2 separate regions of the Homo sapiens genome follow, and region 2 is linked to region 1. Evidence: chromatin loops called from intact Hi-C (ENCODE). Cell type or tissue: endothelial cell of umbilical vein. All regions are shown on one strand. Links, peaks and the distances in the headings refer to the core of each region. The heading gives the core; the rest is flanking DNA. Region 1 overlaps CALCRL-AS1 (CALCRL and TFPI antisense RNA 1). Region 2 overlaps CALCRL-AS1 (CALCRL and TFPI antisense RNA 1).

Evidence for each region. A loop is a pair of places that touch in the nucleus more often than their neighbours do. Peaks named below come from ENCODE experiments on the same cell type or tissue, not always from the same donor. Only the 100,000 strongest peaks of a DNase experiment are listed, where the experiment ranks them.
Region 2: a loop joins it to region 1, with 6 times the contacts of the local background. A loop is called at or near these places in 2 of 110 quality-filtered maps.

The regions. Positions count from the first base shown.
Region 1 is chr2:187,160,075-187,176,821 of GRCh38, reverse strand. The region is part of intron 1 of CALCRL-AS1 (CALCRL and TFPI antisense RNA 1); the gene reads right to left. Among named protein-coding and RNA genes, the nearest start is that of CALCRL-AS1, 170 kb to the right of the region's middle. RefSeq lists an enhancer at 1,926-2,220. In endothelial cell of umbilical vein, for the core only: no CTCF peak of the experiment used is centred there; a DNase peak (open chromatin) is centred at 7,431; H3K27ac peaks cover 869 bases.
Region 2 is chr2:187,256,198-187,272,944 of GRCh38, reverse strand. The region is part of intron 2 of CALCRL-AS1 (CALCRL and TFPI antisense RNA 1); the gene reads right to left. It also overlaps the pseudogene RNU6-989P. Among named protein-coding and RNA genes, the nearest start is that of CALCRL, 180 kb to the left of the region's middle. RefSeq lists an enhancer at 8,563-9,246. In endothelial cell of umbilical vein, for the core only: no CTCF peak of the experiment used is centred there; DNase peaks (open chromatin) are centred at 8,044, 8,484 and 8,674; H3K4me3 peaks cover 334 bases; H3K27ac peaks cover 2,938 bases.

The sequences.
Region 1 (16,747 bases), core at 3,451-11,450:
ACCATAGGGGGAATGGAGGCACAGGCCCTCTCTGTCTCACAAGTGCAGGCTTCAGTGGCACCCATGGAAGGTATCTGTCTAAGATCGCCAGGTCTTGGGGATAAAAAGAGAGAAAAGAAAGTGGGGACACCCATTTTCTCTCTCCCTCACACCCTGGGTTATTACTGAAAGATGGAAGGGAAATAAGGGATGCCTATTTCCCTGTGTTTCAGAATGGGCCACCAGCTATCTGCACAATTCCCAGTCTATACTCCTCTGGAGTATATCCTGAGTCACTGGGACTACTTTGACCCTCAGACTCTGGAGCAAAATCACCTCAAAGTCCCTTGAACAAAGGTTTGGCCAAATTATGATCTGCAGGAAGGACTGGCTTGACCTCAGGAGGGAATCATTCATTTTGATACCATCCTGTAGTTAGACCTTTTCTGTAAATATGAGGGCTAATGGTCTGAGGCCCCATACGCACAGGCTTTCTTTACTTTGCAGGGTAATCCAGACCTTTGCCAACATGGTAGGATTGATCCAGCCCTCCTGTTTGCCATCTCAGGAGAGGCTGCAAGGGTAATCCCAGGGAACTAAAGAAATGAACCCCACAGGCACCTCCAGAAGGAAGCCAGGTTCCTCCAGCCCTGCTCCTCTGGGTCTACCACATCCTTCCTATCCAGTTTCTCTCTCTTGCTTGACCCCTCCTAGAAATCCTCACTTTAGACAAGCCCCAGCCTCACTCTTAGCCCTCCAACAGATGCCTGGTGATTTTGGCCCCAGTAAGGTCCAGGTCCCCTTCTCGCTACAGGACTAAAGACAAATTAAGGGGGATCTTGGCAAGCTTTCAGATGACCCTGACAGATATATGCAGGCTTTCCAGAATTTAACCCAAGTATTTGAACTCTCCTGAAAGATATTATGTTACTTTTGAATCAAACTCTAACACTGAGAAGCAGGCTGCTCTGCAAGTGGCAGAGAGATATGGGTATGAGCTTTGAATCACATATAGTGTCAGGGAGGGAGTAAAACTTTATCCAGCTAGAAGTGAAGCAGTATCATTGGATGACCCTAAATAGGATCTCAGTGATGAGATGAGAGAATGGAAGAGGAGACACTTTCAAGTGTGCATAATGGAGGGCTTAGGTAGGTCTAGAACTCAGCCTCTCAATTATACCAAGCTATCAATGATAGACCAGGGATTTGATGAGAATCCCACTGCCTTCCTGGAGAGACCTTGGTAAGGCACACCTCTCTATCTCCTGATTCAGCTGAGGGACAACTAATCCTAAAGGACAAATGTATTACTCAGGCAAAGACCCTGATGTCAGGAGGGAGATGCAGAAACAGGCCCTGGGACTAGATAGTATTTTAAAGAACCGCCTAAAAGTGGCCAGCTTGGTCTTTTATAATAGAGAAGGGAGGTCCAGCAGAGAGAAAGGAAACACAGAAAAGAGACAGAGGCTTTAATGGCAACCACACAAGCCCCAAAACACCAGAATTCCTGAGATGCCCTGTTAACTGCTACAGATGTGGTAAGCCAGGACATGTTAGAAAGGATTGTTCAGGCAGCATGAGGAACCTGCCTTGACCATGTTCAATTTGCAATGGGGACCACTGGAAGGTGGACTGTCACCAGGAACACTGGTCATTGGATGCAGAGCTAATCTCCCAAGTGCCCCAACAGGACTGATGGGTCCCAGTTCTCCTCTTCCCAGCTCCAGTGGTCCAGACCACTATTATCATCCAGGAGCCCCAGGTAGTTCTGGAAATCGAAGGAAGGAAAGTGGACCTCCTTCTGGACACCAGGGCTGGTCTCTCAGTTCTCCTCTCCAATCTGGGCCCCCTCTTCTCTCTTAGCATGACCATGAGGGGCCTCTCAGGAAGGCCTTTAACCTGATATTTTCCCCAACACCTTAGTTGTAGTTGGAAAAACCTCTTGTTTACCCATACCTTTCTAATTATGCCTGAAAGCCCAACTCCATTGTTGGGCAGGGATATTCTCTCCCATATGGGGACCACTATTATGATGGTCCCAGGACAAACTCTTTGTCTCCCCCTAGTGGAGATAGACATTAACCCAGAAGTTTGGGCCATTCACTGCAAAATTGGCCAAGCCAGAACCGCCATAGCTGTCTGGGTCCACCTTAAGGATCCCACCTTTTTTCCTAACCAGAAACAGTATCCCCTGAAACCAGAAGTTAGGAAAGGACCAGAAGCCATCATTGATATCAAGGTTTCAGGGCCTCCTCAAACCCTGCAGTAGCCCTTGTAATACTCCAACATCAGGGATACAAAAGCCCATCATGGAATGAAAACTAGTTTAAGACCTCCGCCTTGTTAATGAGATTGTGGTTCCAATTCACCTGGTGGCTCCCAATCTGTATACCCTCCAAGCTCAAATACCTGAGGTAATTAAATGGTTCATGTCCTAGACCTGAAGGATGCTTTTTCTGCATACCACTATACCCTGACTCCCAGTATTTGTTTGCATTTGAGGATCACTCTCAAACCAAACCAAACCAAACCTCCCAGTTAACCAGGATGGTGTTACCTCAGGGATTCTGAGACCGCTCCAACTTGTTTGGGCAGGCATTGTCAGGAGACCTCTCCAAGTTCCTCTATCCTCAGGTTAAAGTTTTACAATACATAGATGATATTCACCTCTATGCTCCAACTGAGGAAATCTCTCAGGAGGGTGGTAAGGTTCTTCTTAATTTTCTGGCTAACAGAGGATATAAGGTTTCAAAATTTAAAGCTCAGCTCTGTCAGACTTCAGTGAAGTACCTAGGCCTGATCTTGTCAGAGGGAACCAGAGCATTGTGCTCAGAAAGGATTAAGCCCATCTCCTCCTTCCCCCTCCCCCAAAACCCTGAAGCAACTGAGGGGGTTCTTAGGCATTACAGAATTCTGCAGACTATAGATACCTACATATGGTGAAATAGCTCATTCCTTTTATCACCTAATAAAGGAGACCCACTCGACTAATACTCATTCTCTAATTTGGGAACTGGAGGCTAGAAAGGCCTTTGACCAACTAAAATACACATTGCTTAAGGTACCAGCCCTTAATCTCCCCATAGGGAAGACATTTAATCTTTATGTGTCAGAAAGAAAGGAAATGGCCCTGGGGGTTCTAACCCAGGCCCAGGGTCCAGCCCAGCAGCCTGTAGGCTACCTAAGTAAGGAGCTTAATTAAGGTAGCCAAAGGATGGCCAGCCAGCCCCCGAGCATTTGCAGCAGTAGCCTTGCTGGTACCAGAGGCTACTAAGTTAACCATGGAGAATAACTTAACTGTTTACACTCTGTATAATGTGGCAGGACTGCTGTCTTCTAAGGGGAGTCTCTGGTTAACAGACAGCCACTTCCCCAGGTATCAAGCTCTGCTATTAGAGAGATCTGCAGTTCAATTAAGAACCCATCCCTCCCTAAATCCAGCCACCTTCCTCCCAGAGGAAACTAGGGAGCTTGAACATGACTGTGAACAGATAGTAGTACAAACATATGCAGACAGAGAAGACCTCAAGGAAACCCCCTTAGAGAGCCCAGACTGTATTCTCTTCACAGACGGAAGTTATTTTGTAGAATAAGGGATCCATAAAGCAAGGTATGCAATAGTTACTCTAAACGATACTGTTGAGAGCAGGGGTATGTCTCTCTTCGGGCACAAGTGCTCAACTAGTCAAACTAATTGCCATCAGAAGGCACTCAAGCACAAGGAAAGCAGTTAACATTTATACTGATTCTAAGTATGCTTTCCTAGCTGTCCATGCCATGCCAATATCTGGAAAGAGAGAAACTTCCTCACAGCTAACAGGTCTCCCATTAAATACCATCAGGAAATTAATACACTATTATCCTCAGTTTTCCTCCCACAGGAGGTGGCAGTAATACATTGTAAAGGCCACCAAAGAGAGATGGATGAAATAGCCAAAGGAAATAGGTTGGCAGACCAAGCAGCTAAATCAGCAGTGAGAGAGCCCTAGATTTCCAATCTACTTGAAGCTCCACTGATCTGGGAAGGGCCCATTAGAGAAATAAAACCTCAATATTCTCCTGTGGAAACAGAATGGGCCACCTCTTGAGGATACATCTTTCAGTCCTCAGGATGGCTACAATCAGAGAATGGCAAGCTTCATCTACTGGCTATGAACTAATAGAAAGTTCTTTAAAGCCTTCACCAGGTCTTCCACCTAGGTAAGGATAAAACCTATCAATTGGCCCAGAGACTGTTATATTAGGTAAAAATATTATACAAATGGTTAAACAGATTGTTAATGCTTGAGAGACCTGCCTTAAAATCAATCCCCTCAACCGATGTCTTATTCCTCCAGGAACCCAGAGGATAGGAGGCTAGCTGGGGGAAGACTGGCCAATGGATTTCACCCATACGCCAAAGGCAAGGGGGCATCCAGTACCTTCTAGTATGTATAGATACCTTCACTAACTAGGTAGAATCATTTCCACGTTAGACAGAGAAAGCCTCTGAGGTGATAAAAGTACTAATGAGATAATTCTTCACTTTGGACTCCTTAAGTACCTGCAGAATGATAATGGCCCCTCATTCAAGGTGGCCGTCACCCAGGGGGTCTCAAAGGCACTAGGCATATGGTACCATCTTCATTGCGCTTGGAGACCACAGTCTTCAGGAAAGGTAGAAAAGACAAATAATATTATCAAAAGGCACCTCAGGAAACTGTCTTGGGTTACTCATCTCCCCTGGACAACCCTTCTCCCCATATCCCTACTACATATTAGAAACACTGCTTCAAAGCTAGGTTTGAGTCCCTTTGAAATGATGTATGGACAGCATTTTCTCACCAATGATTTCTTGCTAGACCAAGAAACCTCTGATTTGATTAAACATATAATTTCTGTGGCCCATTTCCAACAGGAACTGAAACAACTAACGAAGGTCTAATCCCATGGAACTAGGCGCACCTCTACTCAACCCAGGAGACCTAGTACTGGCAAATGTACTTCCTTCCCTTTCTCCTTCTATGAACCCAGATTGGGAGGGACCTTATACTGTATTTCTTTCTACTCCTACGGCAGTGAGGGTCACTGGAATAGATTAATGGACTCATTATACCTGAGTAAAGGCCTGGGAAGCCAACGGAGTTACCTCTGTCAACCCTGAAGAGCACCCGAAGTACCAATGTAAGGACACTGGGGACATCAAGCTAAAAATCACAAAAGATTAGTGTTAATAATTAAACTTAGTTATTATTTAATTAGTGTTACTAATTAACCTTTCATTGATATCCTCTTTATAGTCTTGCTGCCCTTACTTCATTTTGTTCTATACCACAGGCGTACAATGTTGCTTTCAGGATGATTAGTATATTTCACTTCTTATTTCAGTAATCTTTGGCATGAAATACTCTTCTTTTAACTCCTCTTTGTAAAATACACATATTTGATCCATGCATACTTAATCTTGATAAACTTGTTTTTTCTCACCTAGAGGCCATCAAACTCCAAGCGGTTAGGCAACCAGAGCCTCAGACAATGGCTCCCTTTTTCCAGGGACCCTTAGGCAAACCTCTGGGAGGAATCCGACTACCATTTTTCCTCAAAACAACACCCCCTTTCAGCAGGAAGTAGCTAAGACCAGTCAGCATTCATATTCTTTTTTTTTTTTTTTTTGAGACAAAGTCTCGCTCTGCCACCCAGGCTGGAGTGCAGTGGTGAGATTTTGGCTCACTGCAACCTCTGCCTCCCGAGTTTTCAAGCGATTCTCCTGCCTCAGCCTCCTGAATAGCTAGGATTACAGGCATGTGCCACCATGACTGGCTAATTTTTGTATTTTTAGTAGAGATGGGGTTTCACCATGTTGGCCAGGCTGGTCTCAAACTCCTGACCTCAGGCGATCCGCCTGCCTTGGCATCCCAAAGTGCTGAGATTACAGGCTTGAGCCACCATGCCAGGCCATCATTCATATTCTAATAGCAGTTAGATGTGCCTTTTCAGAGTGAGGAAATGATAGGGACAGGAGGCAGGGAAATTCTGGTCAGAAGATGTCAGGTCCCTGGTGAGGGCCCCACCCTCAAGCTGAAAAGCCCGATGCCATGGCCCAAAGTGAGAAATTACATCCCTGTTTTTGCACTTGAATGTTGCCTTTTCCAAAACCATCCATGGCCCACCTCGCCCCCATCTTTTGCCCCTCCCCGCAAAAAACCCAGGCTTAGCTAGCAGAGAGAGGAGAAGCAGCTGGAAGTCAGTGACTACAGCTGGACGTTGGAGAGAAGTGGCTTGACTTCAGGGGGACAGCTTGACAGTGTAGCTTCAGAGAGGAGTCTAGCTGGGGATGGCCAGACTTCAAGGGAAGATTACCTCTCCACTCCATCTCCTTTTCAGCTCCCCTTCCTGCTAAGAACCACTTTCATTGGAAATAAAATCCCCCACATTTACCATCTCCAATTTATTTGTGCAACCTTATTCCTCCTGGATGCTGGACAAGAATTTGGGTGCCATGAATGCAGGTGCAAAAGGCTGTCACACTGATGCTCCACTGAGCTGTTAACACTTAAGCCATCCATGGACAGCAGACCTAAAACAGTACTGTAACACTTCTGGGGCTTCAGGGGTCATGGGCACCCCCACCTCCAGATGCTGCCATGGGGCTGCTACAGAGTTTGCCCTTGCTGGCACCCAAAAGCACTCGCCCCAGCTCTTGTACCCACACACCTGTGTGCTCCCCTTCCCATGAGGGGTGGAGCACAGCAGGTCTGAGTGAGTAGAGTTCACCCCTGCCAGTGCCAAATCAGCTGGCTAGTTCAAGTACCCGTGCATTCCAGTTCCCGCCAGAGTGAAGTGTTCAGGGAAATATCCTGCTTCACCCTGGCCACATAACCCAAGCCTCATAACCACCCTTTACACACTAAATCCACTGTAGATGTTTGGCTATTGATTTACTTCAGAACTATTATTTTATTTAACAAATTTCACTGGCACATTTTTTTCTTCAAATGAGAATTATAGCAGGGATTTCTTGAATTAAAAGCAAATAATTTTCAAGCAAAATTTTAAGAACTATGAAAAATAAATCACTTGCAGACATATTGAAACCATAACTAAAAAATCTTGTAAAGTTTTTGTCTGGTTTAGGGTTTTCCTGGAAGAAACTTCTGAGGGATATTTTACTAGAATGAACAATTTTGTTTACTTTGAACACGTAAAGTAATTTTATCCTGACAGGACATATAGTTTCATGTAAAGAAAAGAAAAATAACGATATGTGTAAGGGAGAGAAGCTCAAGATCAAATGTTGATTGTAGACTGTCAAACCCTCACTAGTGAGGCCTCTGGGGCCAGCTTCACACTGAGGGTTCCTAGAGAGGCAGCTGGTGTGTTAATGGAAGAAGTTAAAAAAAAACAAGTGTTTGCTTTTCTTTTCAGTTACATAAGCCTCAACAGACAATTCTCATCAATTCCTCAATTTTTATCTGAATTCTTTATTTTAATTTTTTGATAATAAAAGGTTTTCCTTTGTTTGCTTTGTTGCCTAGGAGATAGGTGACAAAAGAGGAAATGAAACAAATGAAGGCTGTGGAGAAAAGAGAACAGTGCTAATTTTTTTTTTCCTGTTAATTCGAAAACCTAAAAATACATGACTGAAAAAAAAAGAAAGTTGAAGGGAATGTCAAATTATTATTTTGAGGATGTAGCAACAAGAAGAGATCTGGGTAAAATTAGGTAATATGAATTACTGAATACATATTCCTATTCTAACCTCTGATAAGTTGTAGAGATTTTATCCTGGCAATTTTTTCAAACTATTATTTCTAATATCTAAACATGCATTATAGTTATGTATATTTGACTGTTAAAATTATCTAGCAATATACTGACAACTGAAAGTCTAGAATCTGACTAGAAAGAGAAGTTTTATAGCTATTGTGAGTCAGTCGGTTTGCACACAATTCTTTCACTCTGTGAAGATTGTTATCAACATTTTAAAAATGAGAAAATTGAGGCTTAAAGACATAAAAATAACATTGGTGGAGTCTGCATTTGAGAGGCAATGTTAACCTAGTAGTAAGTAAGGAGTACTCTTTAGGGCTAAGACAGGCCTATGACATAATGACATAATCCTGATTCTCTTCCTTACTACCTGAATGACTGATGCTGTGATGCTGGATAATTGACTTAATCTCTCTAAACCTGTTCCCTGCCTTATAATCAGGTGTTATGAAACCTACCTTGAGTTATTCTAAGGATACAAGGTAATGCTAGCACAGTGATCATAAATATTTATTGCTCAAAAATAGCTGTTATTGCTATACTATTATTGTTATTATCTCTCGGTCTGTCTGAGCCCAGTGTTCTTCCCTTACCACTCTGACATTCAAATTGAGTTCCAGAATTTATAGTTTGATATTTAGATTTCTATACTCTACTAGCTTACCATGAGATAAACTTGCTTCCTGAAGGAACAGTAGGTAAAAGCCTCTTTGATCATTCATTGTTCAGAGGTAAATCTCATTACCCTGGTCTGCAGTAAGAATAGGAAAAAAATGGTACTCTCATTTCAACTTATGACCATGGTAACTATCAGAGCTGGTTCTGGGTAAAATTGTGAAGAAAAAAAAAAAAGCTTTGTAAACTTTTCCCTTGTTGTCTGACATTATTCCCTTTAACTCTTAGTGTTATCTGCAGTTATATTTAACCTGCAGCTATATTTTCTAAAAGCCCTTATATTCCTTTTAAAGGAACATTAGTTATCGCTAAGTACCTGGACAATATATTTTCTGGTGCAAGGAGTCAGATACAACCACACAATGAAGGGGCCTCTTCAAAACTGTCAATGTCATAAAAATCAGTAAAATTCTGAAGAACTATTTCAAAATAAAGGCAATTTAAAAAACATGACGAATGCAATCCATGATCCTGAATCAGGAAATAATGTTGCTATAAAAGACAGTAATTTGGACAAAAAAGTTGAAATTTGGATATAAATAAGGTATTAGATAATCAGTTTCTATGAAAGTAACATTTCTGAATTTGATAATTGTACTGTGATTATACAAAAAAATGCGCTTCTTCTTAGACATGCACACTGAAGTGTTTGGAGTGAAGGTCATGATCTCTCGCAGCTTACTCTCACATGGATTACGCCAGAACAAAAAGAAAATAATAATGAGAATGTCCACATCAATATGTCTTGAGCGACATAAAGTGAATGTGGCAAAATGTTAACAACAAATGAATCTAAATGAAGGGTATATGGAATCCCTTGTAATTATATTGCAACTTTAGGTTTGCATTTGTTAAATGAAAAGTGTAATTTAAAAAACATCAAACACCAAAATAGTCTATAGAATAATACAACTACAAAGTAATTAATTAACAAACATAATCTAATTTTTTTAGAAAAAAGCAGAAATCAATAATGATCAAAAATTTGTTTGGGATTTAGTATAATAAATATATTAAGAGACATAAAAGAGAAAAGAAAATTCCTATCTCCAGAAACTTACAATCTAGAAAATAAAGTAGGTATACATAGAAAAAATAAAATATTACAACAGCTTATAAAACACTTTCTCAAGTATAACATAAAATTTCACCTGAATATCAGTATTTCATAAACTGAGTTGTTTTTCCCAGGTGATACTCCATACTACCACTATTATATTGATAGGAATAAAGTAAATTATAATTATTAATAGCTAAAAATTTATGCATCGTATAGAGAACAAACACAAACAGCTTTGAAGTCAGACAGACCTTGGCTTAAATTCCACAGCTACCACTTACTAGTGAGTTGGGCAAGTTACTTGTCCTCTAAAAGCATTTAGTTTTTTCACTTGTAATTATCATAAATTCACAAAGTTATTGAGGAAATCATACAGATTCACAAAACATTGTGGGCATTTAAGAAACACAGCATGCGCCCAATAAATGACTGACATTATTATTGTCACTATAGCTATATCATTTGTCTCAGGACACTACAGAGTTAGCACTCTATTTAGTGGAAGATTACTCTTAATCTTAACTCTTCTAATCATCCAAACTTCAACAAGGATTTATGTATGCTGCCTTTTATCTTACTTTAAGATAAAAAGTAAAAGTCAAATTACTTATATTTAAGTTGACTTTTATAAAACTATAGTAAAGACTATAATTTTGAGAACTCTGGGTTCAAATTAAAAGAGCAGTTGTTTGAGAGTGAAAACAGTTGTTTGTATATTTTTAGTTATTTCAAAAGCTTGATTTTAAATATGAAGAGTGAAAGCATGTTCAGACTTGTAATCCATAAAGTGGAAACAATAAGTAAGTAGAGAAGAGTTGTTTCCTGTCTCTAATTGGTAAGATTTGAAAAAGAAAGCAAAGAAGGGGAAATTAGAAAGAAGATGACTGGATTTTAGGCCCTGGTCAGTATCTGAGAAAGAGGCTCAATGACCTAAGCTCCAGGCTAAGCTCTGGGAATTAACTGGGAAAACAGAAACCCTTATGCATAGGTCTTTATCTCACAGGATTGGAAGATCTAGAGCATGAGAAAACTGTAGCCTAGCATCCTAAATTACTCCAAAATAGCAGTCTGATAAACAGCTACCATTTACACCGTGATTCCTGACCAGCAGAATAGAAAAGCTTAGAGAAACATAAGGATAGATGGAGCTTGAAGGTTGTATGTGGTCCAGGATAATGAGGGAACAGTGGTTGAAATTCCTTGCTCTTCCCCCTCTCAAAAAGCAGAGAATGTCTTAGAGGATTAATGGACAGCAGAAGTTTTGAGGTTGAGATAAGGAGGATTAAATGTTCCCATAGAGGCATTGTTACATTCTAGAGCAATATCTCTAGAGAAGGTAAGAGGAAAACAGAAAGCACAGCTGAGAGGCTAAGAAGCTGGGGAAAGAAAACATTTTTGGCAGTCTCTCAATGCTTAAGACAAAAATTGAATCTCAGAACCATCCAAGAAAGAGGGGTTCTACTATAGACCCTGAATATTTAGTTTGTATCTCCAAAGGATACACCCTAGAAATAAATATGAGCTGGAAATAAACTAACACTCGCAGACTGAAGACCAACTTTGAATCAGTTAAAAGTATAATTGGATTAATTTGCACCAGCTACAACTTAACTACCTACCAGAGTCAAAAGAAAAATCCTCTATGGAGAAAGATAATGTGATCTAAAAACATAAAATCACATCTAACATTTTTTACATACAATAATACTCAATAAAAAACAGGCAGCAGGAAAAATAAATAAATAAATGTAAATAAAAGGAAAGAATTAACTGAAAATAAAATGAAGAGAAAAATCAGCTAATAGATCCACTGGAGATCCATATATTGGAATTTGGAGTAATAATTTTAAAATAATGGAGGTTAATATGCATAAGCATTAAATGACAAAACAAACAATTTCAGCCAAGAACTAGAAACTATATGAAAGAATCAAATGGTAATTCTAGAATTGAAGAATATCTGAAATTAAGAACTCAGTAATGTCTAATATAAAAGATTAGACAAATCTGAAGAGAGAAGCAGTAAACTGGACAGTATCTCAGAAAATAAATCCAATCTGAAGCACAAAGAATGGAATATAAAGAAAAATGTGTAAAGATATACGAGTCATGGTGAAAGAGTCAACCAACGGGTACTTGGATTTCATAAGGAAGAGAAGATGAAGAATGGGATAAGGAAATATTTGAATAAGAAATGGCTTCAAATTTTAAAAAACTGCTAACTACTTCAAGAAGCAGTACAAACTAGCAGAATAAATTCAAATATAAGAAGTTATTTGCATATAATGGTTAAAATGACTGAAAATAAAATACAAAAACAAAGTGAGCAAATAGAAGGTACGAAAGGACAAAGATGACAAAGAAATGCCTGGTTAAAAGAAAACACAAACAAATTGGAAAATAAAATTTAGTAATTACAACAAATGTAACTGGATTATATCATCCACTAAAACAGATATTCTTGGATTGAATTAGGAAAAAAAATAATCCTTTTACACCCTCTATCAGACACACACTTAAAAGAAATACTACATAGAAAATCGGTGTGGAGGAAAGCTATAGCAGACAAATGATAATAAAAGTGAAAATTGTATAGTCCAAGTAATATTTTATAAGAGAGAATTTTAGCAAAAAAGATTTTAAACTGGAAGTTTCCAAGTTACACAATAAGAGTTTTTGGTTAACACACCAAAATGCATATTCCTTAGCGGCCACAGAGAAATTAAGCCAATGAGTCTGACATTAAGGACAAAGAAGGCTGGTAGCAGTGGCTCACGCCTGTAATCCTGACACTTTGGGAGGCCAAGGCAGGCGAATCATGAGGTCAGGAGTTTGAGACCAGCCTGACCAAAATAGTGAAACCCTGTCTCTATTAAAAATACAAAAAAAAAAAAAAAATTAGCTGGGCGTAAAAGTGGCGCTCGCCTGTAATCCCAGCTACTAGGGAGACTGAGCACAGAGAATCACTTGAACCTGGGAAGCGGAGGTTGTGGTGAGCCAAGATCGCACTTCTGCACTCCAGCCTGGGCGACACAGTGAGACTCCACCTCAAAAAAAAAAAAAAAAAAAAAAAGGACAAAGAGATGTAATAAACATATTTTGGAGAAAAATTTGCCTTCTGGCATTGAATGTAGGCTGAATTTCAACAGACAGCACTGGCAGTATCTGTCTTAAACATTCAACTTATATTCCTGTTTTATCATTTAATACTTTTTCCATAGGTTTCTTGTGAGGATTAAATGAGTTAATACTTATAAAGCACTTAAAACAGTGATTTTCGTCTAATGTCTGTTCAATAAATATTATGTATTGTTGTTATTGTTAGAGTATTGTCCCCTAGGATAATATTTCCTAGAATAAATATTCTAGTTCCAATGTCTTAATATACTGCAATTAAGGGATTTTTAAAAATTGCATGGTGAGACAATTTATTTCCATGTGTTCTAAAATGTGATGAGAAAGATCAGAGATTTTTAATATAATCTCAATTCCAGTCACTGTTTTGAACAGAATACCAAATAAAATGATCTTTCAAAATAAAATAGTTAATTCTTAAAGTAAGCCCTCCAAATCACTATAAATCACTAAGGCAGGTATTATTATCCCCATTTTGCAAATGGAGAAACTGAGATCCGAGAGATCAGCTGATTAGGCCAAGATTACAGAAAAGAGTAAGGCCAGACATGAACTCATATCTGAGTCTATGTCCAGTGGTCTTTAAAAAGATCAACTCTATTAAAAACACACAAAAAATAAGTATTACATAGACAGGAGGATGAGTAGCTGTATCAGGCAAATAATAATAATAATGATGAAAGTTTGATAGTGATTTTAAAAACTGAAAATAGCATCTCTATGCCTTTAGTGACTCAGAGTCTCAGAATAAAAAAATAATAGAATGGCCAGGCGCGGTGGCTCACACCTGTAATCCCAGCACTTTGGGAGGCGAAGGTGGGTGGATCACGAGATCAGGAGATCGAGACCGTCCTGACTAACACCGTGAAACCCCGTCTCTACTAAAAAAATACAAAAAATTAGCTGGGCATGGTGGCAGGTGCCTGTAGTCCCAGCTACTCGGGAGGCTGAGGCAGGGGAATGGCATGAACCCCAGAGTCGGAGCTTGCAGTGAGCCGAGATCGCGCCACTGCACTCCAGCCTGGGCAACAGAGCGAGACTGTCTCACAAAAAAAAAAAAAAAAAAAAAAAAAGAAAGAAAGAAAGAAGGAAAAGAAAAATAATTGAATGATAAAATAACTGAGAGTGTAGAAAATCATACATATAAGAAAAACAGATTTACATACATGAAAGCTATTCTAGTGTCAATTCTTTACATTAGGAGGAAGAGTTTTATTTTTAATTTATTCAACAAGAGAAAGTGAAAAAACCATATAAAATATCCCCTTTTTGGAATTTTCCCCCTAAAACAACAGAAGAATTGCAACATATAAATTAATAAACATCTGATGTGATTGAGAATCATGAGACAAATCTCTTAAGGAAAGAAGGTCAATGTAACCACTCTTTCAGGTTATAGTTTAATGGCTTACAGAATGTGAGGAGGTCTAATAGGTGGTGTTTTGCTGAAGGAGGGTGGTGTAGCACATTGTAGGCAGTATCACTGATTAGCATAGAGGTGATATTTTGATTTGTGGGTCTGAAGAATGTAATCCAGGAATATAAATGTACTTTTAATGCAAACTCTAGAATCTTATACGAAATGTACTGATTGTCATGGACTTTCGTGTTTTTTTTTTTTTAATAAAAAATCCAGCTCCGTTGTTCAACTATGGTTATAAACAACCTCCCATAGATATCTTACTCTTCTATCTGAACTCTTAGGAATATAAAATTCTCAAACTGTCATTGTTGATTTGTTTTTAGACAGTTGGGGAATGGGAAAGACTTCTCAATGTTCAATTTTTTTTCTTAAACCGTTCTACTGTAATGCAATTTTTAATAAATGTTTTAAAATGTCAATCAGAGAACCTTCAGAAAAACATATAATGATAATTAGTGCACACAGATCATATTTAACTTCTGGAACATCTATCATTCTGTCATTGTTTTAACTTAGCACTGCACTGTTCTTTGCCTGTTATTAATTAGGCACTTTGGTTATTATTCATTTCTTTGTTACTTGAAATGGAAAAATCATTTCAAATTAACAGCTATCTTATATTAACTTATTCATATCAACTTGCTTCATTTCAGTCATTATTGTCCCTCTTATAATTATGACTATAAATTGACACCGATGTTAATGCATATTTGTGGCAAAATCTGCTATTGTTCACCAATGTCTTTTCTTCCTTTTTTTCCATAAGAACCAAATATCTAGTTTTTAGCTAGACACATAATCAAGTAGACTGACTAAAGACTACATTTCCTAGCCTATTTTTCTGCTAGGCATGCACACGTAATTGACTTCTCACTAGCAGGATGTAAATGGAAATGATGTGTACCACATCAAGTCACACTCATAAGCGAAAGGACTTCTTCCTCTGGCCGTAATGCGGGACTGCTGATGAGCCTTCTTAAACATGAGGTTGAGGGCATTTCCCAGTAGTGTGCTGGAGCTAACTTATGCCAGAGCTGGAATTTTGCAATCCAGTGTTTGAACCATTGACACCCTAAAATTGGCTATTGTGGGAGTATTTATGCAACAAAAATCAGCAAATAATACAAATCAGTAATTTTTTCTCAAAGAGCCAGTTTACTTGCACACCTTTGGCAATACACAAGGTAGAAGTAAAGCAACAAGACAGAAAGGCTCTGGATCCTTGTATAATCATAGTTCAAGTTCTGGACTTCTTATGCTTAAACTATACATGAGTGAGAAATAAATTCTAGATTTTGAAATCCACTGTTATCTTTGTTACAGCTGCTGAAAGTACTAAACGATCAAAACTACTAAAATGCCTTCATTTATAGACCCTTTAGGTGCTGTAATCTTCTTTGAGAGCCTACATAGTTTGACAATGCTGGTGTGTGTTTTACACACTTAAAAATTCCACTTCTTGAAGCTAAAAAAATAATATATTATATATATACATATACGTATGTATATGACAATCTTTACCTGTCTTCAGACTGTGATTTATACCATTGGTTCCCCAGATTCATATATATATATATATATATATATATATATGGACTTGGTTTGAACCATCTAGAAGCCCACGCAAAAAAGAAGCACAAAGACACTAAAACTCTATACACTATCAATAAAATGTTTAGATGAAGACATATTTCTGCAGCTTCCTATTCAAAATTGGAGCATTCTGGAAGTCTAATTTAATTTAATGATAGAATTCAAAATACATAATGAAATATATATATATAATTTTATAATGCAGCAGTTTTTAACAAGATCTGTGTTCTCCAATTTGATGACCTATATTTTTTTACCAGTTGACTTCAATGAATATGGGGCATTTTTCTAAATGGAATATTTTATCAAAAGTGGATATGTTTCTGAGGTTAAATTAGTATTAACCTTGTGCCTCAGACTAGAATTCCAGAAGTGAAGTAACAATATGTTTGACATACTCATTAATCAGAGGATGTAGTTTATTACATAAATAAATGTCACATAACAACGTAAAAGTGTTTCATAATTTTATCTATCTAAAGAAAATGTAAATTTTATTTAAAATGTAAATCTTTATAAACTTTAGTTTAATATAGAGTGGATTTCATGAGAAAATTAATTTGTTGGAGTAAATCATTAATAATATTCCTGTTTAAAAAAGGTTATATGATAATTAATTCTATGTGTCAACTTAACTGAACCAGGGGTGTCCAGTTTAAACAATATTTCTGAATTTATATGTGAAGGAGTTTCCAGGTGAAACTAGTGTTTGAATCAATGGACTCAGTAAAGTAGGTTATCCTCCCTAATGTGTTTGGGCATCATTCAATTCCTTGAGGGCTTAAATAGAACTAAAGGTAAAGGAAAAATGAATTCACCTCTTTTTGCTTCTGTCTTCCTGCTTTAGCTGGAACATCAGTCTTTACTTGTTCTTCGACTGGGATTTACACCATTGGTTTACCAGATTCTTGGATTTTCAAACTTAGACTAAATTACACCATCAGCTCTTCTGGGTCTCCAACTTGCAGATCATGAGACTTCTCATCTTCCATAATTATGTGAGCCAATTCTCATAATAAATCTCTTCCTATATATTCTATTTGTTCTTTTTCTCTGGAGAACCCTAGCACAGGTAACCAACAGTGTTAGTTGGAGTTTGGTTATAGTTTGACCTGGAGAATTTTGTATTACAA
Region 2 (16,747 bases), core at 4,424-12,423, 95 kb before region 1:
TAGTCTTTTCCATAAATAGATTTGGTAAAGTTGAATATCTACATGCAAAAATAAAAATGGAATTTTATCGTATGCTATATGCAAAAATCAAGTCTAAGTGGATTAAAGACATAAGACCTAAAGCCATAAAACTCCTAAAAGAACACATGAAGGCAAATCTTTATAACACTATATTGGCATCAAAAAGTTGGATATAACATCAAAACCACAAGCAACAAACACAAAAATAGACAATTTGGAATATGTCAATCTAAAAGTTTATGTGCAACAAAGGAAACAATCAACAGAGTGAAAAGGCAACCTACAGAATGAGAGAAGATATTTCTAAACTGTATAAGTGGTTAATATCCAAAATATACAAGAAAACCATAAAACTTAATTAAAAATATACAAAATAAGTATATGAATAGACATTTCTTCAAAGAAGACATACAAATGGCAACATGTATATGAAAAGATTCTCAATATCACTTATCAACAAGGAAATGAAACTGAAAACAATAGTGAGATATCACCTCACATCTGATAGGATGGGCATTTAAAAAAATAGAAAATAACAAATGTGGGATATTTTTGTTGTTTTTTGTTTGTTCATTTGTTTTTAACAAGATGAAGATTAGAGGCTTTTATCAACTTTCAACCACTTGGAAATAGCAAAATACTGTGTAAAGATCAAGCCTGTGAGCTTCAATTCAAGAAGGAAAATGAGAATTTACCAGAAGAGCAAAGGACACTTCAGATCCCAGGGAGGAGAAGATGGGAAAAGAGTGTTCATCTGAGAAAAATCAGCCCTCTTCCTAAGGCAATAGAGAGTTTCTCCCAGTAAACAGGATAATATATGTACCAATCTGCATTAGCTGCAGCCAAATCTTACCTATAAGTACCACCTACTGGCCTGGAGGTTGAATGTCACAACACAGTAGAAAATCTGCTGAGACAAGTGCACAGCACTAGAGAATGAGATAAGCTTCCTGTGACTTCTGTCACCCTAGCTCCACTAGAGGCTATGAGCCTGCCCACATGTCCCATACATCACAACTGGAATCAGTATTTGAAAAAAACACCACAAAAGGCTATCTGTAACTAAGAAATTTATAGAGACTCTTTGCTGCTGAAAGTACCCAGAATGAAAGCCAAAAGACCGTATACAATATACATTATATATATATACATATATATACTTATATATGTATATATGTGCATATATATGTATATATATGTGTGTGTATATATATGTGCATATATATATGTGTGTATATATATAAGCAGATGAGATTAGGAGCCTATTTTTAGTCTCTTTATGTATAAAAAACACCAGTCAAGGATTTCATATCTTACCAAACAAAGCTTCAAAAATGAAGCAAAACTAAAGTCTTTCCCAGACAAATAACTACAAAGAAAACGTATTACCATTAGACTAGTCAAACGAAAATACTCAAAGAATTTGTAACATGGAAACAAAAGGATGATATTCACTATCGTAACAGTATACATAACTACAAAGCTCACAGCCCTTATAAAGCAATTACACAGTTGAAACTCCAAGGCAACTAGCTAGCAACACTATGACAGGAACAAAACCTTTCATATCAATATTACTCTTGAATATAAATGGCCTAAATGCTTTACCTAAAACATACAAAATGGCAAATTGTATTTTAAAGAAAAAAAGACACAACGACTTGCTACCTACAAGATAGTTACTCTTGGCTAAATACTACAGACAAAGTAAAGGGGTAAAAAAAGACATACCATGCAAATGGAAAACAAAAATGAGCATGACCAGCCATCTTCATATCACGTAAGACAGACTATAAACCAATATCAGTAAAATTTATAGAAAGTAGGATATTAGATAATGATGAAGGGTTCAATAGAAGAAGAAGATTTAGCTATTCTAAATATATATGCACCCAACATTGGAGCATCCAGTTTCATAAAACAAATACTACTAGACCAGGAAAACAGATTCATAGCAATAAAATAATAGTGAGTAACTCAACACCCTACTGATAACGCCAGATTATTGGGGCAGGAAATCAACAAAGGAACTCTGGACATAAGTGACTATAGAGCAAATGAACCTTACAAAATTGATGTACAAAAGTCAGTAGCATTTTTAATACATCAATAATGTTTGGTGCTCTCTTCAGTAGCACATATACTAAAATTAGAATGATACAGGAAAGATTAGCGTGGTCCCCGTGCAAGGAGAATATGCAAACTCATGAAACTTTTCCTATTTTAAAAAAGTAATATTTGGGCTGAGACCCAAATCAAGAACTCAATCACATTTACAATAGTCACAAATAGATGAAATACCTATAAACACATTTAAGCAAGGAAGTGAAAGATTTCTACAAAGAAAATTACAAAGCACTGATGAAAGAAATCATAGATGACAAACGGAAAACATTCCATGCTCATGGGTTGGAAGAATTGATATCATTAAAATGATAACACTGCCCAAAATAATCCACAGAGTCAACACAATCCCTATCAAATTACCAACATCATTTTTCATGGAATTAGAAAAAAACAGTCCTAAAGTTCATACAAAACCAAAAAAGAGCCCAAAGAGCCAAAGAATTACTAAACAAGAAAAACACATCCAGAGGCATCATATTGCCTGACTTCAAATTACACTACAAGGATTTAGTAACTAAAACAATGTGGTACTGGTACAAAAAGAGACACATAGATCAGTGGAACAGAATAAAGAACCCAGAAATAAAGCCACATACCTACAACCAACTGATCATCAGTAAAGTTGACAAAAATAACAAATTTGAAAAGGGCATCCTATTCAAAAAATGTTGTTGGGAAAATTGGCTAGCCATATGCAGAAGAATGAAAACCGACCCTTATCTCTCACATTATATAAAAATTAAGTCAATATGGATGAAAGACTTAAAAGTAAGACCTGAAGCTATACAAATTCTAGAAGAAAGCTAGAAAAAAACTCCTCTGGAGATTGGTCTAGGCAAATAACTTATGATGAATACCCCAAAATCAAATGAAACAAAAATAAAAATAGACATGGGATTTAATTAAACTAAAAGCCTTCTGTACAACAAAAGAAATAATCAACAGAGTAAACAGACAACCTACAGAATGGGAGAAATATTTGCAAATTATGCCTCTCACAAAGGACTAATATCCAGAATCTATAAGGAATTCAAAATCTCAATAAGATACAAACAACAAACCCTATTAAAAACTAGCAAAGACATGAACAGATATTTATCAAAAGAAGAAATAATAAGTGTAAAACAAACATAAAAATTGTTCAACATCATTAAACATCAGAGAAATATAAGTTAAAACCACAATAAGATATTATCTCACAACAGTCAGAATGACTAGAATTAAAAGTCAAATATAACAGATGTTGGCATGTATGCAGAGAAAAGGGAATGCTCATATACTGTTGGTGGGAATGCAAATTAGTTCAACCTTTACGGAAAACAATATGGAGGTATCTCAAAGAACTGAAAATAGAACTCCATTCAACTCAGCAATTCCAACACTGGGTATTTATTCAAAGAAAAATAAATTATTGTATACAAAAGACACCTGCACTTGTATGTTCATCACAGCACTATTCACAATAGGAGAGTCATAGAACCAACCTAAGTGTCTATCCAATGGTTGACTGGATAAAGAAAATGTCTGTGTGTGTGTGTGTGTCACATTTAATATGGCATATCACATCAATAAATGTTGGTATTTATTGATGTAATACACATATATACGTATATGTATTATATATATATTAAATACCATGTACACTCACACATACACACACACACACACACATACACACATAAAATGGAATACCACATAGCCATAAAAAAGAATGAATGTCCTTTGCAGCAACATGGATGGAGCTGGAGGCCATTATCTTAAGGGAACTAGCTCAGAAACAGAAAATCAAATACTACATGTTCTCATTTATAAATCAGTGCTAAACAATGGGTGCACATGGATATAAAGGTGGAAGTGATAGACACTGGTTACTCTGAAACAGGGAAGGGTGGGAGGACAGGGAAGACTGAAAAAATGCCTATTGGGTACAATATTCACTATTTGGGTAATGGGTGAATTAGAAGCACAATCTCCACCAGCACATAACATAACAGTGTAACAAACACTCACATGTAATCTCTTTATCTAAATTAAAATATTTTAAAAAAAGAAAAGAAAAGAACAAGTGTTGCTGAGGATGTGGAGAAATTGGAACCCTTCTGCACTGTTGGTGGGAAAGTAAATGGTGCAGCTGCTTTGAAAAACAGTACTAAGTTTCCTCAAAATTTTAAAAATAGAACTACCATATGATTCAGCAATCTCACTTCAAGGTATTGATCTAAATGAATTGAGATCAGGGTCTCAAAGAGTTAGCTGTGCTCCCATGTTCATTGCAGCATTAGTCATAATAGCCAAGATGTGGACTCAACCTAATTGTCCATCAACAGATGAGTGGATAAATAAAATATGGTAAATATATACAATGGAATATTATTCAGTTTTATAAAGGAAGGAAATTCTGTCATATGCTACAATGTGAATGAAACTTTAGGACATTATACTAAGTGAAACAGGCCAGTCACGTAAGGAGAAATGTTGCATGATTACACTTACATGGGATATTTAAAGTGGTCAAACTCACAGAAACAAAGTAGAATGGTGGTTGCCACGGCCTAGGAGAAGAAAGAAATGGGGAGTTGCAAAATGTGTGTGGAGTTTCAGTCAGGCAGAATGAAAAAGCTCTAGAGATGTGCTGTGCAACAATATGCATACAATTAACAATACTGTACATACCGTACACTGAAAATTTTGTTCAGAGAGTAGAATTCATGATATGTCTTTTTTTTTAACCACAATAAAGAAGTCATGCGAAGATGTGTGTTTTGTCCACTGTTCCCTTCATGGGCTTGGGCTGTGGCTGCCAAATGTTAGGTACTCCATGTATATTTTCTGAATGGACTGATGAATGAATGAACACACATCCTGGCCCCAAAGCCAACTGAGACTGATAAAATCTCAAAGTACAATTGCCTTCTTAAGTGGCTGGTGGTGTGGGGCTCATAAGAGTTTTAAATCCAGACAAACCATGTTTTGAATCTGCCTTCTGACCCCCCTCCTCTGGGTGACCTTGCATAAGCGTCTCTGGAGCTGTTTTCTCATTATCTTGGGGATAGTAACATGTATCTCCAAATGTGGTACAAAATCCTACTGGATGATATGCATAAACCTCTGAGTATGCTGCCCTGCGTGGAGTACATGCAGCACTCCTCAACCCCTTAAATACCAGAATTATGTTCTCCATCACCATCACCATCCACATTCTCATCAATAAGCCTGCAACACCTTGCCCCTGATGACAAAGCTCTGTATTCACATGATCTCACCCAATCACTGTAGCAGAAACTCTAGAGAAAGAGGGGCCGAGGTGGCTCCTTTTCTCACTTTAAAAGCACATCAACTAAGACTATGGGCACATCGACTCAGCATCACACAGGGAAAAGTAGGAATAGGTGGACTGATGGATACCAAATCTCATGATTTTGTTCCAGCTTCATGTCTCAATCTAGAGGTGTCTAAACACCTCCAGAGGCTTCTACCTCCTGGAGCAGGCCAGCTCCTCTCTCACCTGGCCTCCTGCCTTCCTACTATGTATTCATACTGCAGCCTGCAGGAACTTTCCAAAACATGAATCTCACCGTGCCTGTCACTGCCTAGAATCCTTCATGGCTTCATGCTGCTCTAGGGTTAAGACCTTTGCATGGCTGGCAAGGGCCTCGGCATTCTGAGCACAAATTGTATCTCCGACTTGTCCTGCATCTTGCTCCTGATTCTCTGTTGGATTTATCTGTATGCATCTCCCACTGGCTACCAGAAAAATGAGACTTGCCTAATGTACCCCATCAGAGTGCAGTTGTGGGCTCACTGTACACGCGTGTGCTTGCCTGTGAGCTCCTTCATTATATCTTTCCTATGAGGACAAAGCCCAGCCAGGCTGGTTTACTACTAGATAGAACAGTACCCAGCATACAGCAGCTGCTAATTGTGTTCATTGAATACATGAATAGATGAACACATACATAAGTGAAAGCATACATGGGCACATGCACATATACTTCTGCACTTGGAGCCTCTGTGCAGGCCTCGACAGGGCTTTTCCCGCAGCTGTCAAGGACAAATTCCAATACTCAGGCTGGTCTCAGCCCCTACCCACACCTTCTTGTTCCTTTACCCTCAGACCCATCCATCTCCTTTCTTCTTAAAGACAGCACACAAATGCCTGGTTGGCATTTGCGATTGGCTGGGCCCCATGTTACCTGAGTGGAATTCTGTTCCATGACAGTAGTCCCTTGGGAGAAATCCAGGAGAGCAAACTGCACAGGAACAGCTTCCTAGAAAATTGTAAGATTTGAAAGTTCTTTTAATGAATTAAATGGAGAAGAAAACTCCCGAAGATGGATAAAGCAGTGAGGACTTTCATCACCCTTCGGCCTTTTAAAATAAAACTACTTTTTTAATTGTGGTAAAAAATATACATAGCATGACATCATCATGAACCATTTCCAGAACTTTTTTATCTTTCAAAACTAAATCTCCATACCCATGAAACATAACTCCCTATTTCCTCCTCCCCCAGCATTCTACTTTCTGTCCCTATGATTCTGACTATTCTAAGTAGCTTCTGTAAGTGAAATCATACCATATTTGTCCCATGGTGTCTGACTTATTTTACTTAGCTTGATGCCCTTGAGGTTCATCTGTGTAATACCATGTTGTCAAAACTTTCTTCCTTTTGAAGGCTGAATAATTCTTCCTTGTGTGTGTATATCTCATTTTGCTTGTTCATTCATGTCAATTGCAACCCACTCTTGGGTTGCTTCCATCTTTTGACTATTGTGAATAATGCCGCTATGCACATAGGTGCACAGATACCTGTTTGAGCCCCTGATTTCAATTCTTTTGAGTATATACCCACAAATGGAATTGCTGAATCATGTAGGAATTATATTTTTAATTTTTTGAGGCACACCATTCTGTTTTCCACAGTGGCTGCACCATTTTACATTCCCACTAATACTGAAAAAGGGTTAAAATTTCTCCACATCCTCCCCATCACTTGTTTTGTTTTTACAATGGCAGCCATCCTAACAGGTTTGAGGTGGTGTCTCAATGTAGTTTTGATTTGCATTTCCCTTATGATTCATGATGTTGAACATCTTTTTGTCTGCATTTTTCATTCGTTGGAGAGATATAAAATAAAAAGTCCTTTACCAAGTTAAAAAAAAAAGGTCATGTTTACTTCATGGTGCTTTGTATGATTTTCTTTCAATCATCACTGATGATACTTAAAGATAAATTATTATTTGTAGTCTCCAGTATGTTGCTTATACTTTCCAATTTTTAAAACATTTAAAACAGCTAGATTTAATGACCTATCCTAAGTTTTTTTGTTTTTTGTTTTTTTTTTTTAACAGAGCAACTCATTCAATCTATTTACACCAGTTTTTTTCTTCCTCTTGTTAACTTCATAATTTCTTACTGACATTGACCTCTCTCACACAATACTTTTATACTCTACTTTCTTATTTATAATGTTTATGCTGTTATAAAATGTGTCTATTGTCAACGCTTGTAAAACATATTTTATCTACATGTCAAAAAATAACTCTTGCCTATTTCACACAAAGAATATTTTTGTATGGCATTGAAATTAAGTTCTCATATATTCTCAAGCTTGACTAGGGAATTGTTTCTTCCCATTTAACTTCTTGAACTTATAGTATGATGTGAACCTTAATTTACTGAAGTATATATTAAAAATTAGGAAAAACAGCTCTATTACATTCTTACGAATGTTATCAGAAATGTCATCACTGAAACTTCAGGAAAGAAAGTGACAGATGATAAAGGCCTACTGATATAATCCCCACTCACTATTTCCACTCACACCCCTTCTCTCTCTCTTCAGCTCTCCTATTTCCCACACCAATGTGCCCGTCCCCACTAGAAAAAAGGGAAGGCTTTCAGTGAAAGAAATGTAATGTAGCTAGCCATTGAAGGAACCAGGAAGACTCAGCCCTGCACTATCACAAGGAAACAAATGTGAGAAAAGATAAGAAAACTCAATGAGAATGCAATAGGAAGAACCAAAGAAAATTGTCTAAGCAACAGAACAGCACAAGAAAACATACTTAATAGGAGGAAACAGGCACAGTTCTTGAGCAGTGAATCATAAGAATTAGAGGCCATCTAGGTTTCTGATTTTGGAAATAATGTTTTATAGAGTAAAATCTAAAACAGAAAGCAATCATTATAAACAATTTTCTTCCCTCCAAAAACTTTTCACTGGGCACTCTGCGATGCTAATGCCGTAATTACTGCCTCTAACTCTGCACCTCATTCAGAAGTGCTACCGGCAGCACATGCCTTAAGTGAGCCTCAGAGTGTAGTTTTCCTTGCAGCCCTCCACCTCACCCCACAACAGAATAGTCACACTCTGAAGTTCCATAAACACAAGGCTGGGGAAATTGCCTCAGCAAAAAGTGCCTGCTCTCCAACCTACGCTGTCAGTCTAACAAATGGCCATGTTACAGCACCCTCGTTACATTATCCCTCTACCTGTGCTCAAACACTAACCCCTCATACATCCTCAACGATTTTGTTGCAATGAGTATCCTTCTTCTTCATGATTAATTCCTCTTTTCCTCTTTCTTATCTTTGTTTTTCTTTTCTTCTTTTTTTTTTTTGTGTGTGTGACTATTTCTTTTGGAACTGGATCAAGCAAAAAACAACTCCCTCAGTTTTATGATTTCCTATAACATATTCCCATCTGTTTCCGTTCCTCAAAGTTGAGCATCTTGAGCTTTCTACATGCATTGTCCCTTTTTCTTATTCAAATCTCCATGCATTGCCGTCCACCTTCTTCCCCATTACAAAGAAACTACTTTCACGCAAATTTCCAGTGACTGCCTGGATTCAAAGTGCAATGTACATATTTAATCACTCTTCTTTTCCTTCTCTACGACTTCTCTTTTCACTTCTCATGATGTCATTAAAAAATAGCATCTTGGAACACACCCAGCCCTTGATTTCCAAGACACTATTTTCTATTATTTGGGTTTTTTGTTGTTTTTCTACTTAATATTATCTTTGATTTGTTTTTCCCCAACATTCCTTAAAGACAAATGTTTTGCTCTTCTATCCTTAGTTTTTTTTCTGTTAATTATTTACATTCTCTCTGGCTTTAACTAAAATATGTATACTAATGACTTCACATCTTTTTTAACAGTATAGAAATTTTTTTCCAAAATTTAGAGCTGTATTTCCAAATTCCTGCCATACTTCAACACTTGGAAGTAACATTCATGCTTAAATTCAGCATGGCTAACACTGAACTTGTCATCTCCAATCCTGTTTCTATTTCAATTGTCTTCATCTTGGGTAATTGCATCATCTACTCATCTAAGTTGAAAATGATCCTCAATACTCTCTTTACCAAATCCTTCCCTCAACCATGTGTTATTAAGCCCTGTAGATTCTACCTCCTAATTATCTCTCAAATTGGACCCCAGCCCTGCTGCTTTCAATCTATCATCAATTTATTGTTAATGTTTTAAAAAAATCATGTTGAAAGTAAAATGAAAAGGGTTTTTGTGTAAATACCTCCCAGGAGCTCTTACTATTTGTGAATCTTCAATTCATTTAATACTACTGAGTTTCTAGCTTGTCAAATCTTTAATGGATGAGAAAAGCAACCTCTTTACAAGGTTAAATTAAATCATGCATACACAAGTGCCTGCCTCTCGGTAAACACTCAACAATATTATTATTATCATCATCATTAACTTTACTGCTATTATTATGACTTATCCTGGTTTAAACCCATGGAAGTACTACAGATTTTCTTTCAGTGTTCTTTATCATCTAATTACGAACTTCTCTAGCCTCATTTTCTTATGCTCTTTGACAGAAGCCCTGCTTTTAGTGAGGTGCTTTTTCTTCTTGCTTTTCTAAAATAACTACTCAAATTCTTGTTCTTCTTACATAACTACTGAGAAATCTGTCAAAAACCCATTTCAATAATTACTTATTCCAGAAGGACTAACAAGAAAAGATGCACAAGGAAACATTGCAAAGAGACAGAATTTTACAGAATATTGAGACATATCTTAATTGGGGTGGAGGTTTCACAGCTGAATGTCAAAAGTCATCAATCTGTAGAGTAAATGTGTCCATTTTATTATATGTAAAGTATACCTCAGTACATTGATTTCTAAATGATTTCATACAGAACGTCTTCAGTAACTCCTTTCTTCCCAGGCTGAGATATGTGATCATATGTGAGTGTCCAGCGTGCATGCATACAATCTCCGCATAACACTTATTCTATTTTCATCTTATTAAGTGCCGAACTTATTATGAATCTCCCTATAAATTATAGGACACTCTTTTCTAAATCTTTAGCTCCAGCATCTTGTATAAGACCTAAACACAGCAGGACTTCAAAGCATGTTTATAGAATCAGTGAATTAATAATTACACACTGAGTATTTTAAATATGTGTTACCCACAAATGTCCTTTACTCTCATACTTTTGTCAAATTAGTACTAATTTTTCAAAATTCCACTTGGGCATCTTCTTCTACATGAAGACTTTTCTATCCCCTTCCTTGTTACAGTACTTTCCTTTTTCTTTTATTTCAGCTTTTGTATATGGGGCAGCTTTGGGGAATGGTTGGGGAATTATTAGAATCTGTTATCAGAATACTAGGATCAACAGAGATGAATACAAGAATTAAAAGAGGAAAATCCAAGTAAACAGCTTAGACTAGGATAACCTGAAAGTTGAAAAGAAGTTAGGTAAAGTAATGCTTTAACTTAAGGCTATGCTATCTTACTGGTAAGTGTATTATTGGTAAATAATTTACTCAGCTGACATTTTAGGGGTGTGAGAATTAGGAAAGACTGATTCGTATTATAAATTCAGATTGAAATTTGGTAACATTGTAGAAATATCTGAGTAAGCATTTATAATTGATTGAAAGATTAAGATCACATGTTGTGTGACATATCTAATTCATACAATCAAATATTAGAATGTTGCACATAATTGCTAGTTAATAACCACTTTATTTGATCATAAGATTAATAATCATATTAATGTTTTGAAATTAAAAAGTTAAAATATTGCATATTGCATACAGGACTTATTTTCACTTTGTGGGAAACAAACAAGTAAGGATCAGTTAAGGACTGTCATCCATTCATTACAAAGAATATCTGTGCAGCACTGAATACCAAGGACATCTTGAACTGGGAAAACTGTGATGAGAATATGGGACTACATATATCAACTGCATGTCACTTCCAAATATACCAAGAACCTTGACCAGAAAGAACCATAATGCCCACTGGACAGAGGCACTTACAGGGCGTATTACTAATAAATACCAGCCTACAAAGTACCAAGGAGTGTGATCCTGTAAGAAATACATCCCTACCAGCAGGAAAGGCTCCTGGGGTTATAGACGGGCTAGGGGGACCATTTTATAAACATGAAGAATATAAAGTCAAATGACCTGGCCTCAAGGGAACATATAAGCAGTCATGTGACTGACAGTTTGCTTTAATAACCCTATCACATAAAGTATCTTTATTCTTGAACTAGGAAGAGACACAAAATCCAATATCCAATATATTCTCCCCTTTTATATATATATATATATATATACACACACATATATATACACATATATATATACACACACATATATACACATATATATATACACACACAAATATTTATACACACACACACACACACACATATATATAAAATGAATTGAGTGGCCAAATAAGTTGTAAATGAATAAATGATGCATAATATTGGAGAATAGCTCCTTGTGTTAGAGAAGATAGCTATTTTTTTATTTTCCAACTTTCATTTTAAATTAAGGGACACAGGTGCAGGATGTGCAGGTTTGTTACATAGGTAAACATGAACTATGGTGGTTTGCTGCACAGATCATCCCATCACCTAGCTATTAAGCCCAGCATCTATTAGCTATTCTTCCTGATTCACCCCTCCTCTCACCCCACCCCGTCCTCAACAAGCGCCCGTGAGTGTTGCTCCCCACTATGTGTCCATGTGTTCTCATCATTCACCTCCCACTTATAAGTGACAACATGTGGTATTTGGTTTTCTGTTCCTGTGTTAGTTTGCTGAGGATAATGGCTTCCAGCTTTATCCATGTCCCTGCAAAGGACATGATCTTGTTCCTCTTATGGCTGCATAGTATTCCATGTTGTATATGTACCACATTTTCTTTATTCAGTCTATCATTGATGGGCATTCCATGTCTTTGCTATTGTGAATAGTGCTGTATGAACATACAAGTGCATGTGCATGCATGTTTACACTAGAATGATTTATATTCCTTTGGGTATAGACCCAGTAATGAGATTCCTGGATCAAATGGTATTTCTGCCTCTAGGTCTTTGGGGAATCACCACACTGTCTTCCACAATGGTTGAACTAATTTACACACCCACCAACAGTATAAAAGCATTCCTTTTTTTTTTTTTTCCAATAACCTCAAACACACCGGTTATTTTTTGACTTTTTAATAATAGCCATTCTGATTGGTGTGAGATGCTATCTCATTGTGGTTTTTATTTGCATTTCTCTAATGATCAGTAATGTTGAGCTTTCTTTCATATGTTTATTGGCCGTATGTAGAGAAGACAGAATTTTTAAAATCTCAAATGTACCAATTATTGTTTATTCCAAGCCTATAGTTTTTCCTAAAGGAAAACCTCTAGATCTCCAATCAATGTAATTTTAACTAATATTTAGACCCACATGATCCAGCCTCTACCACAGATTGAACTAAATAAAAATGGATAAATCATCCAAAGGCAGCTAATCCTCAGATTTAACAGTCATCTATGATGTCTAGCATGGAAGTGAGATTAGCCAATAGGATTATCAGGTTTGAACCTGACTTGTCAAATGAAGGCATCAAGGTATTTGATAGATGCTAAAACCGAACAGTCATTAGAAAGAGAATACAGAGTGAGGGGATAGTTGTAAACAGCTTGATAAACTGAAGCTATAAGAGTATCAAAATTATAAGTAAGAAAACTAATGATATAGAGAAAAATACAAAGACGGTAAAAAAGCTCAATGGTAAACACAGGAGTATGGAAATGTGCAACTATGTCTCAGTTATTTTAAAAAGCCACCAATTCTAATATCCACGTACAGCTCCATTCTAATAATCTGTTTTTGTGTCCAGCTTTTTCTGGCTTCTCCATTTATATGTGTCTTCCCAACAACCCTATAGTCTCCTAAATTAATTAAGACATAGCTTCTTGAAACAAACAAACAAACAAAAAAGCTATACATTTTAGGCATCCGAACACACAGTTACTGACTAATGCCATATTTATATAAACTATAGAAAAAAGTTAACTTTCTAAGAAACAAAAGTTGTATTTTTATAGAAATTGTCACCCATTATCATTAAATAGTATTTTAAGCATAGATTTTTTTTAATCCACTGAAGAAAAATTACAGCAAAACCAATTAACTCCCTTTATTTCCTTTTTCTACATGACATGAAAGTCTGCACACAGAACTTTAACTTTTAAGTCTGAAAGATAGTCTCTTCATTCTTTTCATTTAACAAAAAACAACTAAAGCTCTTGATATAGCCAGAGAAAAAACAATACTGTGAATGCCAGTGTTCACTAAGAAAATCTTGCTTTAAGGTACAAAGATATCAAAGATCAGTATCATATAGCCAATATAATTCCTAAAACTTTGCATTCACAATTTTGTAAGGAACAGAAATTCTTATGATACATTCACCTAGTATATCACACCAGATTGAATATTTCTTCCAGTAATTTCTGTATATTTAGGTATTGGGATACCTAAAATAAAACAAACACAAATGAATATCTACTGTTTATACACTTCAAAAAATCAAGGAACAAATGCTTCTTATGTTCGATACAAATTACATTGTATACATGTGTGATATCCTGTTCCATGACACAACTGGGTGGGATCAGGGAATTATACAATAGGTTGTAATCATTTTATCTGGGTGCTCTCATTCACTGGGTCAATGCTATTTTTTTTCCCATGAGAACACTCTATAGCAGTAAAGCACCAAATGCCCTCGCCTCTCCTGACTAAAATACAAGGTATTTACAGTGTAGGCCATATGTTAACCTTTTCACAGAAAGAAAAAGATACAATGTTTAGATCTTTCAGAAATAAATGGTACAATTCCATGTCCTAGCCACTGTATCTGTGGAGCTTAGGAGGTCTTGCCCTCATCTAATCACTGATACTTTGCTAACTTCTTCTAAAGCATTATGCCGGAAGACACCATAATAAGTATCCTAGACTTCTGGAAAAAAAGGAAAGAAAAGAAAGAAAAGAAATGAAAGAAAGAAAGAGAGAGAGAGAGAAAGAAAGAAAGAGAAAGAAAGAAAGAAAGAAAGAAAGAAAGAAAGAAAGAAAGAAAGAAAGAAAGAAAGAAAGAAAGAAAGAAAAGAAAGAAAGAAAGAAAGAAAGAAAGAAAGAAGGAAGGAAGGAAGGAAGGAAGGAAGGAAGGAAGGAAGGAAGGAAGGAAGGAAGGAAGGAAGGAAGGAAATTTAGCCCTAGAAACAGTTTATTTGAGCTGCTGTAGCCCTTCTAATCTCTTCGCACCACCCCTGGACAAATGGTATACTTGTTTTACTATCCTATATCAAGGAAAATTCTTCTCCAAGGTTTTATGTGCTTTAAAATTTGTCTCCACTTCCAAGCTCCTCTCTCTCCGTACTCATCTCCCTAAAATACAAAGTACTTTCTTATATTTCATTATTCACTTGTCCTAAGCGTGAAATTATCAGGCCATGTGGGTTGGAGCAGCTGCTTTTTATATATTTGGAGGACTTTTTTTTAATTAATAGGTCCTGAAAACCCTCAAATTACAGCACACAGCAATCCTTTTTACCAAGCTTAGCTAACTCAAATATTAAATAAATAGATAGTAAAGAATGGAAAATTATTTTTGTTTTGTTTTGTTTTAAGGAAATAAATCTTTTTCTGCTTCAGATAAGGCAACTACATGTTATGGTTAATTCTCTATCTTATTTATCTTTTGAACCTATGTATTTCTGGGACAATGACTGAACATCTCATTGGAAAATAATAAATAAATACAATAGAACAAATTATATTTTTCCAACTATCAGAGAAATAAAATTACCAAACATGCATGGCTGTTATAACACAAATGAGAGTGAAATAATTATAGGTTCAGAAAGAGTGAACACTAGTATGTTTATTTAAAGTGTATTTAGAGAATATGACCAGCAAGTTAAAGGTACAAGTTTCCAGATATTATTTGCTTGTGATGATTTCAAAGTAAATCATCCTTACCCATATATGTTTTCACAGTCAGCATGAATTTTGGATAAAAGCTCTGATATAATGAAATGACTTTTAAACTTTTAGAAACTAACCTTTCAGAGTCACTGTCAGGAAATACGGGTAGCTGTTAGATGGAGTCTTTGTGCACCAGTCTGTGAGAAAGAAAATTCTTATTTCCACCAAAGAACAGGTAAAAACCTTAAAATATTTCTCATGAAATGCTTTAATGCTTTCAACTGTCAACCCAGAAGAAGGTATTCAAAAGAAATTGCGGAAAATAAATGTTTTATGAAACATAAGGAAGAATACAAAACATCTCTAATTAACATGCATAAGTGCTTGATAGTCACCGTGTACAAGGCAAGCTCATGTAATGGTTGGATAGTTATTCATACATTTGATCAATCATGCCTTTCTCATAATAAATATAAATCCTTATTGTTGATTGAATAATCTGGTTATAATATTGGCATAAATGGTAATCCATATATTAAATGAAAAGAAACACCTTAATTAAGCCACTATCGCACAGAGCTTTTTGAGGTCACAGGTCTTTTTATTTGCCAATCATATTTGTTAGTCAAGGAGGAAAATAAAATTTTTAAATATGAAAGCAACATTTGTTTTTCCCAAGGAACTATACAAAAAAAAATGCCCTCTGATAGCCATGTGTAACGAGAGAGAGAGAGAGAGAGAGAGAGAGAGAGAGAGAGAGAAAGTGAGAGAGTGAGCAAGAGTGAACTAAAACACTTCTTTAGATAAGGCACAGTACTTGAAAATACAGTCATGTATTGCTTAACTATGGGGATATTTTCTAAGAAATGTATCATTAAGCAATTTTGTAATCATGCAAATATCATAGAGTGTACTTACAAAACAGATAGTTTAGCCTACTATATACCCAGGCTCTATGGTAGAACCTATTGCTCCCTGACTACTATCCTTTAGATCATGTTACTGTACTGAATGCGGTAGACAATTATAACACAATGGTAAGTATTTGTGTATTTAAGCATATGTACATCTAGAAAAGATATCGTAAAAATTGTGGCATAAAAGATATCGTAAAAATTGTGGCATAAAAGATAAAAAATGGTACACCTGTGTATTAGTCTGTTCTCGTGTTGCTATAAAGGAATACTTGAGACTGGGTAATTTATAAAGAAAAGAAGTTGAATTGGCTCACAGCTCCGCAGGTTGTACAAGCTGGCATCTGCTCAGGCTTTGGGGAGGCCTCAGAGAGGTATTACTCATGTAGAAGGTGAAGCAGGAGCCAACATGCCACATGGT